Linked DNA regions of Homo sapiens: all the other regions are linked to region 4. Evidence: chromatin contacts called from ENCODE Hi-C or POLR2A ChIA-PET data. All regions are on one chromosome and are shown on one strand. The core of a region is the stretch at or near the end of the contact, and the rest is flanking DNA. Distances in the headings are between cores, read along the strand shown.

What was found. Hi-C counts contacts between places; a loop is a spot of excess contacts on that map. ChIA-PET counts read pairs that join two places held with the same protein, here RNA polymerase II (POLR2A). Pooled maps may share reads with other maps.
Region 1: a loop to region 4 is called in a map of CD8-positive, alpha-beta T cell, with 10 times the contacts of the local background. The contact joins the promoter of PGK1 here to the promoter of BRWD3 in region 4. A Hi-C loop is called at or near these places in 4 of 168 maps with a recorded cell type or tissue (CD4-positive, alpha-beta memory T cell, CD8-positive, alpha-beta T cell, ascending aorta and 1 more) and 13 of 50 pooled maps. POLR2A ChIA-PET finds 5 or more read pairs at or near these places in 1 of 52 experiments (activated B cell).
Region 2: a loop to region 4 is called in a map with no recorded cell type, with 17 times the contacts of the local background. The contact joins the enhancer-like site here to the promoter of BRWD3 in region 4. A Hi-C loop is called at or near these places in 5 of 37 single-sample maps with no recorded cell type and 8 of 50 pooled maps.
Region 3: a loop to region 4 is called in a map of naive thymus-derived CD4-positive, alpha-beta T cell, with 7 times the contacts of the local background. The contact joins the promoter of CYSLTR1 here to the promoter of BRWD3 in region 4. A Hi-C loop is called at or near these places in 1 of 168 maps with a recorded cell type or tissue (naive thymus-derived CD4-positive, alpha-beta T cell), 1 of 37 single-sample maps with no recorded cell type and 8 of 50 pooled maps. POLR2A ChIA-PET finds 5 or more read pairs at or near these places in 1 of 52 experiments (activated B cell).
Region 5: a loop to region 4 is called in a map of naive thymus-derived CD4-positive, alpha-beta T cell, with 15 times the contacts of the local background. The contact joins the promoter of ATP7A here to the promoter of BRWD3 in region 4. A Hi-C loop is called at or near these places in 1 of 168 maps with a recorded cell type or tissue (naive thymus-derived CD4-positive, alpha-beta T cell) and 6 of 50 pooled maps. POLR2A ChIA-PET finds 5 or more read pairs at or near these places in 1 of 52 experiments (activated B cell).

The regions. Positions count from the first base shown.
Region 1 is chrX:78,102,804-78,105,503 of GRCh38, forward strand. It overlaps PGK1 (phosphoglycerate kinase 1), which reads left to right and starts at 1,445. Exons shown (of 11, transcript NM_000291.4): 1 at 1,445-1,602. The coding sequence starts at 1,538. RefSeq lists a silencer at 1,332-1,391.
Region 2 is chrX:83,633,926-83,636,625 of GRCh38, forward strand. No RefSeq gene overlaps it. Among named protein-coding and RNA genes, the nearest start is that of POU3F4, 130 kb to the left of the region's middle. RefSeq lists an enhancer at 1,087-1,436. Within about 2 kb of position 1,251, at least 6 of the 41 ENCODE cell types and tissues checked have a DNase peak (open chromatin) inside an H3K27ac peak, as active enhancers do.
Region 3 is chrX:78,326,236-78,329,074 of GRCh38, forward strand. CYSLTR1 (cysteinyl leukotriene receptor 1) reads right to left here and starts at 1,376. Exons shown (of 3, transcript NM_006639.4): 1 at 1,070-1,376. RefSeq lists an enhancer at 1,548-1,597.
Region 4 is chrX:80,808,507-80,811,206 of GRCh38, forward strand. It overlaps BRWD3 (bromodomain and WD repeat domain containing 3), which reads right to left and starts at 1,371. Exons shown (of 41, transcript NM_153252.5): 1 at 935-1,371; 2 at 740-798; 3 at 507-536; 4 at 33-92. The coding sequence starts at 965. It overlaps LOC124905202 (a long non-coding RNA gene), which reads left to right and starts at 302. Exons shown (of 2, transcript XR_007068278.1): 1 at 302-787. RefSeq lists an enhancer at 1,606-1,685.
Region 5 is chrX:77,909,193-77,912,019 of GRCh38, forward strand. ATP7A (ATPase copper transporting alpha) reads left to right here and starts at 1,501. Exons shown (of 23, transcript NM_000052.7): 1 at 1,501-1,643.

The DNA.
Region 1 (2,700 bases), core at 195-2,694, 2.7 Mb before region 4:
TCTGGGAATAACATCACCATTGCAAATCCTAAGATCAGTGCTTGAGATATTTTGCAGACCCTGCATTCTCATGCAGCAGAGGACACCACCCAGACTGATAATCTGGCTCAACTAGCTCCACGATCCCACCCAGGAAGAACTCGCAAGAACTCACTTCGACCCCGTGATTTAATCTTCATCCCGACCAACTAGCACTCCCCACTTTCCGAACCCATACCTGCCAAATTATCCTTAAAAACTCTGATTCCAGAATGCTCAGGGAGACTGATTTGAGTGATAATGAAACTCTGGTCTCCCGCACAGCGCTCAGCGTGAATTATTCTTTCGCCATTGCAATTCCCGTCTTCATAAATCAGCTCTGTCTAGGCAGCGGACAAGGTGAACCCATTGGGCGGTTACACTTTCGTTTTCAATACATCTCTGCTTTTATTGCTTCATTCTTTCTTTGCTTTGTGCATTTCGTCCAGTTCTTAGTTCAAGACGCTAAGAACTTGGACACCCTCCACGGGTAACAGGACTACAGGTGCCCGCCACCACGTCTAGCTAATTTTTTGTATTTTTAGTAGAGATGGGGTTTTGCTATGTTGCTCAGGCTGGTCTCGAACCACTGGGCTCAAGCAATCTGCCGGCCTTGGCCTCCCAAAGTGCCGGGATTAAAGGCGTGAGCCACCGCGCCTGGCCCACTAAACTTCTCTGTGCATCAGTTATTTCATTTGCCTAATGAGGATAACAGTAGTCACTACTGCGTTTTGTGAGCGTTGGTTAATATATGAAAAATGCCACGTGTTTGCCATTAGCATCAATCATGCCATAACCAGAAAAATTACATTGCATTTTTTATTTTAAAAAAGGTGGGGGCCAGAGTGGACCTGGGCCTCTTCCAACTTCTGAGAGGTCTCTATTACTAAGTAAGCCTTAAGAAGCAGAATTCCATGAAGGGAGCTAGGAAACCAGGATTTTCCAAAAGGAGGTGGCATTTGCATTGATCCTGGTAGGGCAGCCTCGAATTCCACGGGGTTGGGGTTGCGCCTTTTCCAAGGCAGCCCTGGGTTTGCGCAGGGACGCGGCTGCTCTGGGCGTGGTTCCGGGAAACGCAGCGGCGCCGACCCTGGGTCTCGCACATTCTTCACGTCCGTTCGCAGCGTCACCCGGATCTTCGCCGCTACCCTTGTGGGCCCCCCGGCGACGCTTCCTGCTCCGCCCCTAAGTCGGGAAGGTTCCTTGCGGTTCGCGGCGTGCCGGACGTGACAAACGGAAGCCGCACGTCTCACTAGTACCCTCGCAGACGGACAGCGCCAGGGAGCAATGGCAGCGCGCCGACCGCGATGGGCTGTGGCCAATAGCGGCTGCTCAGCAGGGCGCGCCGAGAGCAGCGGCCGGGAAGGGGCGGTGCGGGAGGCGGGGTGTGGGGCGGTAGTGTGGGCCCTGTTCCTGCCCGCGCGGTGTTCCGCATTCTGCAAGCCTCCGGAGCGCACGTCGGCAGTCGGCTCCCTCGTTGACCGAATCACCGACCTCTCTCCCCAGCTGTATTTCCAAAATGTCGCTTTCTAACAAGCTGACGCTGGACAAGCTGGACGTTAAAGGGAAGCGGGTCGTTATGAGGTAATTCTGCACGTTTGCCCGCGTGCTCTCTGTGCTCTGTCGCAAACCTCTTTGGCCGGAGCCGACTTGTTCTCTCGTCTGCTCTAAGTTCTTTTAGCTTTTGGCTGGGCCCCAGGGGTCCTAGGCTTGGAGGGCGAGGCTGCTCACGGGTTTGGTGGTTTCTAGCCGCATTTTCCCCAGCCCAGAAAGCACCCGAAGTCACCCTTCGGGGATGGATCCCACTGAGGAAGGGCTGAGATTGCCGCTGGGACCCATTTTGTCCTTTTTCCTATTGGTGAAATGCAGTTCCGTTGCCTCCAGCTCCCAGTCGGCGAGATGGGACTTAATGCTTATCCTGCAAATCTCTAGGCTTCAAGGAAGGGACCTTGAAAGGTCATTTTACTTTCCCTTCCCCCACGCTCCTAGACCGTCGCAGCCAAATGAGAAACGGCCCACATCTCACAGGTTCCTGCACAAAAGGATATTTTTCCAAGAGGATGTTGATTTAACTTCAGGAGTAGACCCCCCCGCCCCCCGCCACTAAAGAATTGGGGTGGGAGGGTAGGGCGGGGCGAACTGGAGGAGGCCCTGCAGAGCTTACGTAACAGGCGTCTGCTGCCCTGCAGCGCGGTATCGTTGGACTCTTGGGCACAGGATTTGCATCAGGATTGTGACATACTAGGTAATGGTAGAGCAGGGTGTGGCTGCTCATACTTGCTGGCCTCCAATCTCATCCCCACGTGTGGCTAGAAAAGTAGAATTTTAAAATTGGGGGAAGTTTCCTCGTGCACTTTGGGTCTCTTACTCTGCGCATGTGGATCTCTAGTCACTTGCCAACACGGTTTCTCTCTTATCTGCCAGAATTGTTGGTAGAGTGGGCAGCTTTTACATTTATCCTTTTTGTCACGTGTGATATATTTGTGCATACCAGGAGCAAGGTGCAGGAGGATGAGTCGGTATGTAACTGATGGACTTGACTGTTCATATACCTTAACAGGATCCAAGAGTGGTGTTTTTGAGGGGTCATAAAGGTTTCTGTTGATAGCATTTTGCAACCTTGACCTTTTTGGGAAGTGGTTGATTGATGGGTAGGTATTTATTTGGCTGGTGTAATCTAGC
Region 2 (2,700 bases), core at 1-2,500, 2.8 Mb after region 4:
GGGAAGTGTTTGTTAATTTCCTTTGTCCTCTTTTTAATGGGGTTGCATGGTTTTTGCTTGCTAATCTGTTTAAGTTCCTTATAGATTCTGCATATTAGACTTTTGTCAGAGGAATATTATGCAAGTATTTTCTCCCATTCTGTATGTTGTCTGTTTACTTTGTTGATGACTTTTTTTTTTTGCTGTGCAGAAGCTGTTTAGTTTAATTATGTCCTATTTGTCAATTTTTTTTTTGCAATTGTTTTTAGCATCTTCATCATGAAATCTTTGCCAGGTCCTATGTCCAGAATAGTATACCACAGGTTTTCTTCAAGGGTTTTTGTAATTTTAGATTTTACATTAAAGTCTTTCATATATCTTTAGTTAATTTTTTAAATGGTGTAAGAAAGTAGTCCTGTTTCAATCTTCTGCATATGGCTAGCCAGTTATCCCAGCATCGTTTATTGAATAGGGAATCCTTTATCCATTGCTTGTTATTGTTGACTTTGTTGAATATCAGATTGTTGCAGTTGTGTGGCTTTATTTCTGGCCTTTTTTGTTCCATTGGTTTATGTGTTTGTTTATGTATGAGTATCATGCTATTTTAGTTACTGTAGCCTTGTAACATGGTTTGAAGTCAGGTAATGTAATGTTTTAGGTTTGTTTTTTTTTCTTAGGAATGCTTTGGCTCTTCAAGCTCTTTTTGGGTCCTGTATGAATTTTAGCATAATTTTCTCTAATTCTGTGAAGAAAGTCATTGGGAGTTTGATAGGAATAGCATTGAATCTGTAAATTTCTTTGGGCAGTATGGCAATTTTAACAATATTAATTCTTACTATCCATGAGGATGGATTGTAGGGACCAGCCCTACAGGGTCTGTGGGTTTTTCTACTCTTGTGCGGAAATGAGAGATTGTAGAAATAAAGACACAAGACAAAGAGATAGAAGAAAAGACAGCTGGGCCTGGGGGACCACTACCACCAAGACACGGAGACCAGTAGTGGCCCCGAATGCCTGACTGCACTGCTATTTATTGTATACAAGGCCAAAGGGGCAGGGTAAGGAGTGTGAGTCATCTCCAATGATTGGTAAGGTCACGTGAGTCATGTGTCCACCAGACAGGGGGCCTTTCCCTTTTAGGTAGCTGAGGCTGAGAGAGAGAGGACAGCCTACGTCATTATTTCTTCTATGCTCTTCTCAGAAAGATTGAAGACTTAAATACTTTCACTAATTCTGCTACTGCTATCTAGAGGGCGGAGCCAGGTGTACAGAATGGAACATGAAAGTGAAACAGGAGTGTGACCGCTGAAGCACAGCATCACAGAGAGACGGTTAGGCCTCCAGATGGCTGTGGGTGGGCATGACTGACGTCAAGCCTTCCACAAGAGGTGGTGGAGCAGAGTCTTCTCTAACTCTCCTGGGGAGGTCTGCTAAGTAATGAGTGCCTTCCCTAGGCACTGACGCTACTGCTAGACCAAGATCAGCTAAGTAACGGTTGCCTTCCCAGGCACTGGCGTTACCGCTATACCAAGGAGCCCTCTAGCGGCCCTGTTCGGGCATGACAGAGGGCTCACACGTCTTCTGGTCACTTCTCACCTTGCCCCTTCAGCTCCTATCTCTTTATGGCCTGGTTTTTCCTAGGTTATAATTGTAGAGAAAAGATTATTATAATATTGGAATAAAGGGTAATGCTATAAACTGATGATTAATAATGTTCATATATCATCATATCTATCTATAATCTATTTCTAGTATAACTATTCTTATTTTATATATTTTCTTTATTATATTGGAACAGCTTGTGTCCTCGGTCTCTTGCCTTGGCACCTGGGTGGCTTGCTGCCCACAATGGACTATTTTTCCACTTCTTTGTGTCATCTTTAATTTCTTTCAACAGTATTTTGTAATTATTTTCACGGAGATCTTTCATCTCCCTGGTTAACTGTATTGAGTAGGAGTGGCTAGAGTGGGTATCCTTGTCTTGTTCCATAAATTCTCAATGTTTTTGTAAAATGAAAATAATAACATGTATCTCATAAAGGCGTTTTGAAGGTTAAATATAAAGTACCTACAATAGTACCTAATACACAATGTACGACCATTATTAATGTTACTGGGAGAGGAGATGATTAACAGCTTATTGCAACCAGGCAAGATACAAATGATTCCATATTCAGACAAACACATCTATAATTATTAAATAAAGCTTCTGGTCTAGAGTAGAGTTTATATGCTGGAAATCTTCTCAGGGGCATTATTACAATGAGGATCTGAAGAATGCATTCCAGAAAATTCTAAAAATGTCTAAACCACTTCAACTCTTTGCAGTTCTCCCAACCCCAAAGATCAAGGCAAACCAACTCCTGGCAACCCAGTGTTCGTATTGTGCTTTCTGCAGGGTGTAACTGAAGAGAAGTAAAAAATGTCAGTGTGTGTTGAAAGATTACCTGGGGCTCACCAAGTTGCTTAGTATTCTCTCACCTATATTATCGCTTTCAGGAATGTTCTTAGATAAAGATGTAACCAAATTTTTTCCTATCTTTGTTGTCTATCTTCAACCTACTCCTAAATGTTCCCTCCCTCATCCCTTCAGCTGAAAGATGCACTACTAATTTGGGTGGTTGCTAATTAAGATCTTAAACTGTGATCCCCTCTCCTGGAGTATGTGAGTTTTCACAGTGTACAAAAAAAGATACATACACACACACATACGCATACACA
Region 3 (2,839 bases), core at 126-2,625, 2.5 Mb before region 4:
TTTCTGAATGATTAAGACTTCTGTAATAAAGTTAAAATTGTCTTGTAACAAATTTTCCTAATGTATTTTAAATGTAATACAGTCCTTTGTATTTTATAATGCATTGTAAAAATATAAATATTTTTGTTTTTAAAACAGTGTACAATCTAGTCCAGATTTAGTTACAATTTCTTTTAAAATAATCATTTGTTAGACATATGGTATCATAGTTTCTCTCTAGGTTTCAAAATAATCAGAATACTGGAAAGCAGAACCACTGAATTCAGTAGGTGGAACTTACAAACCCATTTGTTTCCTCTTGAAAACAGCCTTTTTTGTCGCTAAGTAGAAAAATGTTCCTGGCTAAAGATTTTATTAAAATGTATGAATCTTTGGCTCTGTGTAAACTTAGTCTACACCAGATGTGTCTGAGTTACTAAATAGATCATGCAATTTTCTTCTATTCATTTATAGTTGAGAGAGCTTTATTTTTACAGTCTCTGGCCAGAACTGGCCATTTTCTAGTTGTACGGTGTGTTTCAAGAAAATTTTTTAGCCTCTCTGAGTCAATTTTCTCATTCATAAACATGGACAGTAACACCTACCTTGTCTAAATTATAGGATGTTGAAAGGTTCAGGTGGGATAACAAATGTGAAACTACCTTGTGAAAATTTTACTCTCCACTGGTTTACCTTCAGTAATTACTACATATTTATTTTCCATATTGAAGGAAAATGTCACTACATTAGAGAAACTCCACTGAACCCTCAAAATGGGGATTTGAAAATGTATCTTACATTTCTGGCTTAAATTACAAAGGCACAGGAGGTTTGCGGAGTGTGTCTCCTCTGTATTTTGCCACGTTGAGCCCTAGCAGAAGCACTGAGCAATATTTGTTGACAGACTGATCATATTATCAGATTTCTGGCTAAGAAATAAAGCAGAAAGAATTCATACTAGCACCCAAACTTAAAGCAGGCAAGGCAGATAACTTATCCCCAAACTCCTGGGAATTTGCTAAAATTTACCATCAGCAACATTTTACTACATACTGTTCTGGTCTTAGTACTGAATACTGAGTCTCCTTACCTGCTAACTTCAAGGTCCACAGTTTACTGTCCTTTTGCGTTTGTTCTCAGAAGCAAGCTCCAAGTCTTCAGTAAATTCGATCTACCAGTCCTTGCAATTAATCCTTGTTGGCGAGCTGCACAGTATCTTGATACCCTGTAGGGTCGTAAAAGCACAGTCCATTCACAGAGTGCCTGCTCTATAGGCAAGCTTCTTTGCAAAGATGGGTTGCTGCTATTTTTAAGAGGGGAGAGAGCAGGGCACATTTGCTAGCCAATATATACAGATATACAGATTCTTCTTCCTCTTTCAGATTAGCCTTCAAACTGTTAAAGCACTCCCGGAGTCTGACTTCTCTGGTGCAAAGTGGGGGAGGGGAAGGGTCAAAGAGGAAGGAAGAATAGAAACTGGAGACTTGCAGGTTGCGTGTATGTATAAATAAACTTTTCTTCCTAGCTTCAGGAATAGAATTCTCAGGAAATTATTCAGCTGCTCTAAGATGGGAAGCAGGGACGAGTGTTCTCTCTTCAGCTTAGTTCTCTGTGATTTCTGTGACTGTGAGGTCATTAGACTATTTGTAGGTGGGGAAAGATAATCCTGCCAGTATATGCTAATATAACTGGCATTATGTGAAACTTGATCTTAAGTAACATAAATTTCATCTCTCCGTTTCTCTCTCTCTCTCCTTAATGACACTTGTGGCTCTATCCACATTCTAAAAAGCCTTTTCCTTTCTGGTTCCTTTTTGAGCTTTGTTTCCTGAAATCTTCATAACAATAAATTGCCTCCATTGGATTAAAACTGTTGTTTTCTTTTTTTGTCCCACTGAAGATGATCTGGAATGACTGGGCTTGCTGTCAATGGTCCTGTGTTGGAAATTTGGGGGATCAGGCAAGTGTTCTTGGCCTTTGGCTAGGCTCTGAGGTGTTAGAGCTGTGGGGTGCTCAATATGGCTTCTGGAGAAAAGGGACATAGCAGTCTGGTATGTGCTGATTGAAGCCTGGGGCAGCACTTTGATGTTAAAAACCAAATTGGTAAGATCATGATGTGAATTTGTTACATCAATTATCTTGAGTTATATTAAGAAGATTCTATATGGAGATGGGCATAAATATGTTGATGTTAACACTTTGTAAACATGCCCCATAACTAACAACTAGTTTTAGGTACTTGTAAAATATGAGCCCAGCAGTAGCCTTCTGGCTTGCTACCTGCTGTAGGAACAAAGTCATTTACTCAAATTTTGTATCTTTAGGTACAAGAATTACCTCACAACCAACCTGGGACAATCGCTTTAAGGCCCTTGAATCTTTATCTCTTTTCACAGAGTTCTGGATTGTGGTGGTGATGGTGATAGTTGGAGGAAAAGGCTATCCAACCACATTTGAAGGGATGTTAACATTTGGATTCAAGACTAGACTTTCTAATCCTCTCCTAGGGAGTTTTAGTAACTAAACTGACATTCAAACTAGTATTTCTTCAACTGAGTTTGGATCCCCAAATATCTACAGGAAAATTTATAAGTGAGACACAGAGTGAATTATCACTTTTCCTCCAGTCTGAAATGTTACAGCCATTTTGAGCTACAGTGGAAGGGCAATTCATACTCAGGAAATGAAGAAAAGAGAAAGGAGCTAGATCCTTTGTGGGGATAAGAGAGATCAGATTGTTACTGTGTCTATGTAGAAAAGGAAGACACAAGAAATTCCATTTTGATCTGTACCAGGAAAAATTGTTTCTGCTTTGATACCATACCCCAGCACAACACCCGTAAAGGGTCTCTGCTGAGGA
Region 4 (2,700 bases), core at 121-2,620:
TTAGGTTAAGTTGAAATGAAAACTTTACTCACCAGATCCTCGAAGCTTCTTCGGTGCTCTTTCCCCTCCCAATCTAAGCGGCGCGGAATCAGCTGGGGGCCGGACGAAAAGAAAGGGGGAAGCGGAGGCAAATGATGAAGGAAAAGCCTCCGCTCCCCATCAACTGGACCCAACCTGTGTCCCAGTCCTCAACACTTTACCGTCTTTATTTCTCTCGGCCTGATAGCTATTGGCTCAGAGCTAGACAAGTATATGGGGGGGGGGGGGAAGGGGGGTCGAGAAGGAAATCCTGAAAAACTGCCTCCCACAAGCATAAAGCGGGGACGAGTTAAGACCCCAGCGTTGTCTGCCCCTTTTGAGGGAAGAAGCCAATTCACCCCGGTGACAACAGCTACGGGTACCCAGATCGAAGCCTCTATCCCAGCCCGTCTTCCGCCCCTGACTTGCCCTCCCCTTCCTCCAGTCTCACCTCAACCCTCCCCACCCTTCCCGAAGGGGCTCCGTACCTGATGCTCCTCGAGCTCCTGCACTAGCACCTGAGCAAAAGGGAAACACAGATATGAGGAGCAGCTCGGGCCATCAACCCATTCCTCCCTCCACACTTAAAGCCCAGCCGCTGACCGTTTGACTAGTCAAGGCCGGCCTTTCCCTCACCCTCAACGGAACTGCTCGTCCCGCTGCCTCGATTTCCCCACTGGGACCATTCACCACGACTCCCAGATCTCTTTCTTCCCCTTACCTGAGCGGATTTGTTGCAGGGTCCAGACTGCAAGAACCTAGCGATCAGGTAATACAGCTCTGGGGAAGAGGGGGGAAAAGAGGTTCAGAGGGAGGTAGAGAAGAGAAATAGAAGCTTTTTCAAAAGAAACTGACAGCCTTCGCGCTAAGCCCCCATTCCCTTAGCACCCCCCCACCCCCCGACACAGCTACCCACCGGCTTCGATCTGGGTAGGTGCTGCCGCCATCCTTTTCCCGAGGGGGTTTGGGGGCTTCGCTCCGGAGGGGCTGGCGGGGGCGGGTGGGGGCGCTGCCTCTATTGTGGTGAAGCCCCCATGCCCGGGAGTCCCGCCGCTTCCGCCGCACTCCTCGTCCTAGTTTCGCTCTCTCTCGAATTCATCGCATCACGTTTCGACCCATAGATATTCTAGCCCAAGAGCTGAGGAGGCGGAGGAGGAAGGAGAGGAGAGGGAGAGGGAGAGAGAGAGTGAGTGAGTGAGAGAGAGAGAGAGAAGAGAGAGAGAGAGAGAGGAAAAAGAGAGAGAGAGAGAGAGAGAGAGAGAGAGAGAGAGAGAGAGAGACGCGGGGGGTGGGGGGGCGGAGAGAGAGAGAGAGAGAGAGATAGACGGAGCGAGAAGAGGGAGGAGCCGAAGTGGCGAAGAGGTGGGCGGGGGCAAAGGGGGTGGAGAGAGGGGAGGGTAAAAATGGTGATAGGGTTTTGCAGCGCTCATAGTTCCCCGCTAGAGGCACTAATACAGCAGCTGAGCCTAGACTCTCCCGGAGCCCGATGGTTGCTTAGCTACAGCTCTGGGAAGGAGGGGGAGGTGCTAACTGACGGCCGACGCTCTGGCAGCCGCCTTGGAACTCTGTGGTGGCATTCGCGTCTGCGAGCTCCGGAGTGACTTTCCCTTCCTGTGAAGGCAATCCGGCCCTTTCCGGTGGAGGACCCTTCCCCCTGGGTTGATCTTGAGGAACTTAAGAGACGGTGTTTTGACTCGACTCCTTTCCCCTTTTTCCTCCCGGTACCAAAGCGGTTTTGTTTGCTGTTTATACTCTACCCCGTGGAAAGGCGGCTAGCTGGCTAAAGGGTTTTATGCCTGGGGGAGGATGAGTCGCTATTTGGTCGTGACTTGTTTCTGTTTAAAATTATTATTATTTACCAAATGAAAATGTTGTACTTACCAGTCCAAAGTGCGGGGCTTATATTGTTAGAAGACCACTTAAAATGCTCCTGGATTCTGACAAATATTGCATGAGAAATTTGCAATCAGCCGTGAAGCATGTTTCCCCTTCTGAAAGTTTAACACGTGCCGTATCTACGGCTGGGATCTAACACATCCCATTCCTACAGGGTAATTTCCTATTGTGTTTTCAAATACTACTAAAGTACTTTAACCAAGAGTTTTCAATAATCTTTATGTATTATTGCCTATCTCTATGCAAGGTATCAATAGTTTTCTACAGGTTCGGGACTACACTGTTTAATATATAACCCCAACCCTTGGTACCGCACTGACCTTCAGTATTTGGTTGCTGAAATCTTCAATGATGAAAGGGGTTGGTATGATAATTGACACAGATTAGTAAACCGGGTCCTTTTCTTCCCTACTTTCCCGTAACATCCTGTCCCCACCCCACTCCCTCACCTAAACCTGATGAGACCAGAAATGCATTTTAAGTTGCATGTATTATTTACATTGAAATATTACAATTTGAAGGTTCATCTAAATTTAAGGCTATATTCTTGGGAATTGGGTTTCCTCACTCAGCTCTGCCACTGACCACAGTGGGCCTTGAATTTCTAAGTTGACATAAACTTAGCCTAGGTTGATTAGCTCTCACTTGTAATTTTTTTTTTTCCTCAGAAAGCAATAACCACAGGAGGTAATTGTGAAGTGATAGGCTTATCTTTGGTTGTTATTGCCATGGAACTTGACAAAACAAATATGAATAATTGATACAACAAAATGATATAAAAAGATA
Region 5 (2,827 bases), core at 251-2,750, 2.9 Mb before region 4:
AATGCCTGGGAAGATGAGTCCTGAGGCTAATTTTATATTTATGTGGATGAGTGTGGAGGGGGATAATAATTCTGAAATACTTAATCACAGACCTAAAATGTAGATCTATGGGTAATTTTAAATGTTGCCTGTCAAGGCTTAATAGGGACTTGACAACAGCTAGGATGGAAATTATTTCAACACTTAAATATGCTTACTTTGTGCCGGACGCTGTTCTAAGTCTTTTACAAATATTTACTTGATATTTGTATTTTGTGTACTATTTTGATTTCTGCAACATTATTAGGCTTCATACTCTTCTGTGGGAACTGGGTTCAAATGGTTCCAGATGAAAATACAAATAGTCCTGTGATTAGTTTTGTTCTACATCTTATGACAGATACTTCATGAAAGGAAATATGAAAAGGCCACATCTTGCTTTGAAATAAGTGAGATGGAGCCTCTCCCTCTTTTTACTGTTAATGTTCATAGTTTTAAAAATCCTAGAATTTTGCTGCTTTTCAAAATGTTAAGTTGGAAAGCAAGAATAAAATGACCCTTTTTTCAAATGTTTTCTGTACCATTTATTGCATTGTTTACATTTTATGCATCTCATTTCTAAATGAACTCATGGTAACAGAGACTGTAACACTTTTGCATCACCGGAATCTTCTAGGTGTGTAAAATGATGGACGAGTGAATGAATAAATGGGGGAGTGGTTCAGAGCTTGGAATGGCGCTATGAAGGTGGTGAAGTGACGTCCCTACCCCCTCAACACACATATAAAAATTATGAATTTATAAACATTTTCCTCTTGATGTAATTTTTCAATGGAGGGAAGAGGATAAATTCATAGTTCTGGCACTTACATCTGGAATTAGGCTACACAGTCTACGGGAAGCAAGTTAACACAGTCTAACAGATGCACGTGAATTTCATGCTGGGCGAAGATGAACTATGTGGAAGATGACTTATAAGGAGCTTTTATGTTACATCTTGGCAGTTAACACAGTCTAACTGATGCACGTGAATTTCATGCTGGGCGAAGATGAACTATGTGGAAGATGACTTATAAGGAGCTTTTATGTTACATCTTGGCAGTTAACACAGTCTAACAGATGCACGTGAATTTCATGCTAGGCAAAGATGAACTATGTGGAAGATGACTTATAAGGATCTTTTATGTTACATCTTGGCCTGAGGTTAGGAAACTAAAGATGACAAAGGCACTGTTTTAGTATGGGTTTTCTGGTTTCGCTTTTGTCGTGGGGGCGGGGTGGGATAGTGGACTCGTACCCTAACAAAGACCCACTCGAGGCTGCGTGTCGGCCCGGGGGCAGCAGGGGGCAGGAGAAGCTGGCTCTAGACCACGCGTTCCTTTTCACGTGACCAGTCGCTCTCTTTCCCGTGGCGGCCCTGCTTCCGGCAGGGGCATCACCCGGAAGTGGGGGTAGTCGAGGGAGGGAGGGGTAAAGGCGGCTGGCCGCCGCGGCGGGGGGTGGGAAAAGAGAAGCAGAGGGAGGAGTTGTTGCTGCCGCCGCCGCAGCCGCAGCTACTGTGACTTCTCCGATTGTGTGAGCTTTGTTGGAGCCTGCGTACGTGGATTTATCGCTGCCACGGTCTGCGTAGCTCCAGAGGTTTAACCATAGGATAGAGAAACCAGGTAAGTCCTACATTGGCTTCCCGTCGTCCTTTCTCCTGGAGGGGGTCTTCTGTGCTGTCAGTTTGTACTACGAGTGTGGTGAGAAGGTCATGTTAGTCTGGGGCAGTCTCGAAAGTTTCACTTATTCACAATTCAGGTATTAACTACATTTATGTTTTACCTCCCCTAACAGGGGATAGAGGAGGGGAAATTAAATCCTGACCTGTGTCACTTTCTTGTACCCTCTTGGAGAGAATGTCCTGATCATCCATGGCCTACGTTACCCAATTAATTGAGGGTACAAGAAAGTTTGTGTTTGGCATTGAAAGTCACATGGACTGGGGTCTTTGCTTAGTGACACCTCTTTATACTTTGGAAGCTAAGGTTACTAAAATGACCATAATTGATGAAATAATAATTGAAAAATAGATATTTGGCTTCTTGTCTTGCTCTGGGAGCGTAAGGTAAACTGAGAGAACTCTTGTTTCCACTTAGTTTTGTTCATTGTGCCCCCTTTCCAGTAAAGTTACTGTCCATTGTCCGACCCTGTGGCATCTTATCTTTGACACTTTTCTTCGTTGTAGACGTTGAGATTATCTTAAGCACAAACACTTATCGTTTCACAATTCAGCGTTTGTCCAGGATCTGATCTTTATTTTAATCACAGACTCTTTATCTACAATAGTATGGCTTTGTATTGAGAATATGTGCAGAACATTGAATTAGATGATACTGAGGTTATTAATTTTTTTTTTTTTTTGCCGGGTGCGGGGGGGTGGTGGGGAGGGGGTGATGCACAAGAAATAAGACAGAGTTCCTGGCCTCAAAAGAGTTTACTTACAGTAGGCTGGGCGCAGTGTCTGACACACCTGTAATACCAACACTTTGGGAGGCCGAGGAGGGTGGATCACCTGAGGTCAGGAGATCGAGACCAGCCTGGCCATCATGGCGAAACCCTGTCTTTACTAAAAATACAAAAATTAGCTGGGCGTGGTGGCGGGCGCCTGTAATCCCAGCTAGTCGGGAGACTGAGGCAAGAGGATCGCTTGAACCTGGGAGGCGGATGTTGCAGTGAGCCGAGATCGTGCCACTGCACTCCAGCCTGGGCTACAAGAGCGAAACTGTCTCCAAAAAAGAAGAAAGAAAAATAAACAGTTTACATACAATTGAGTCCGAATTGAGTCAGTTGAATTCAGCTATGAAGA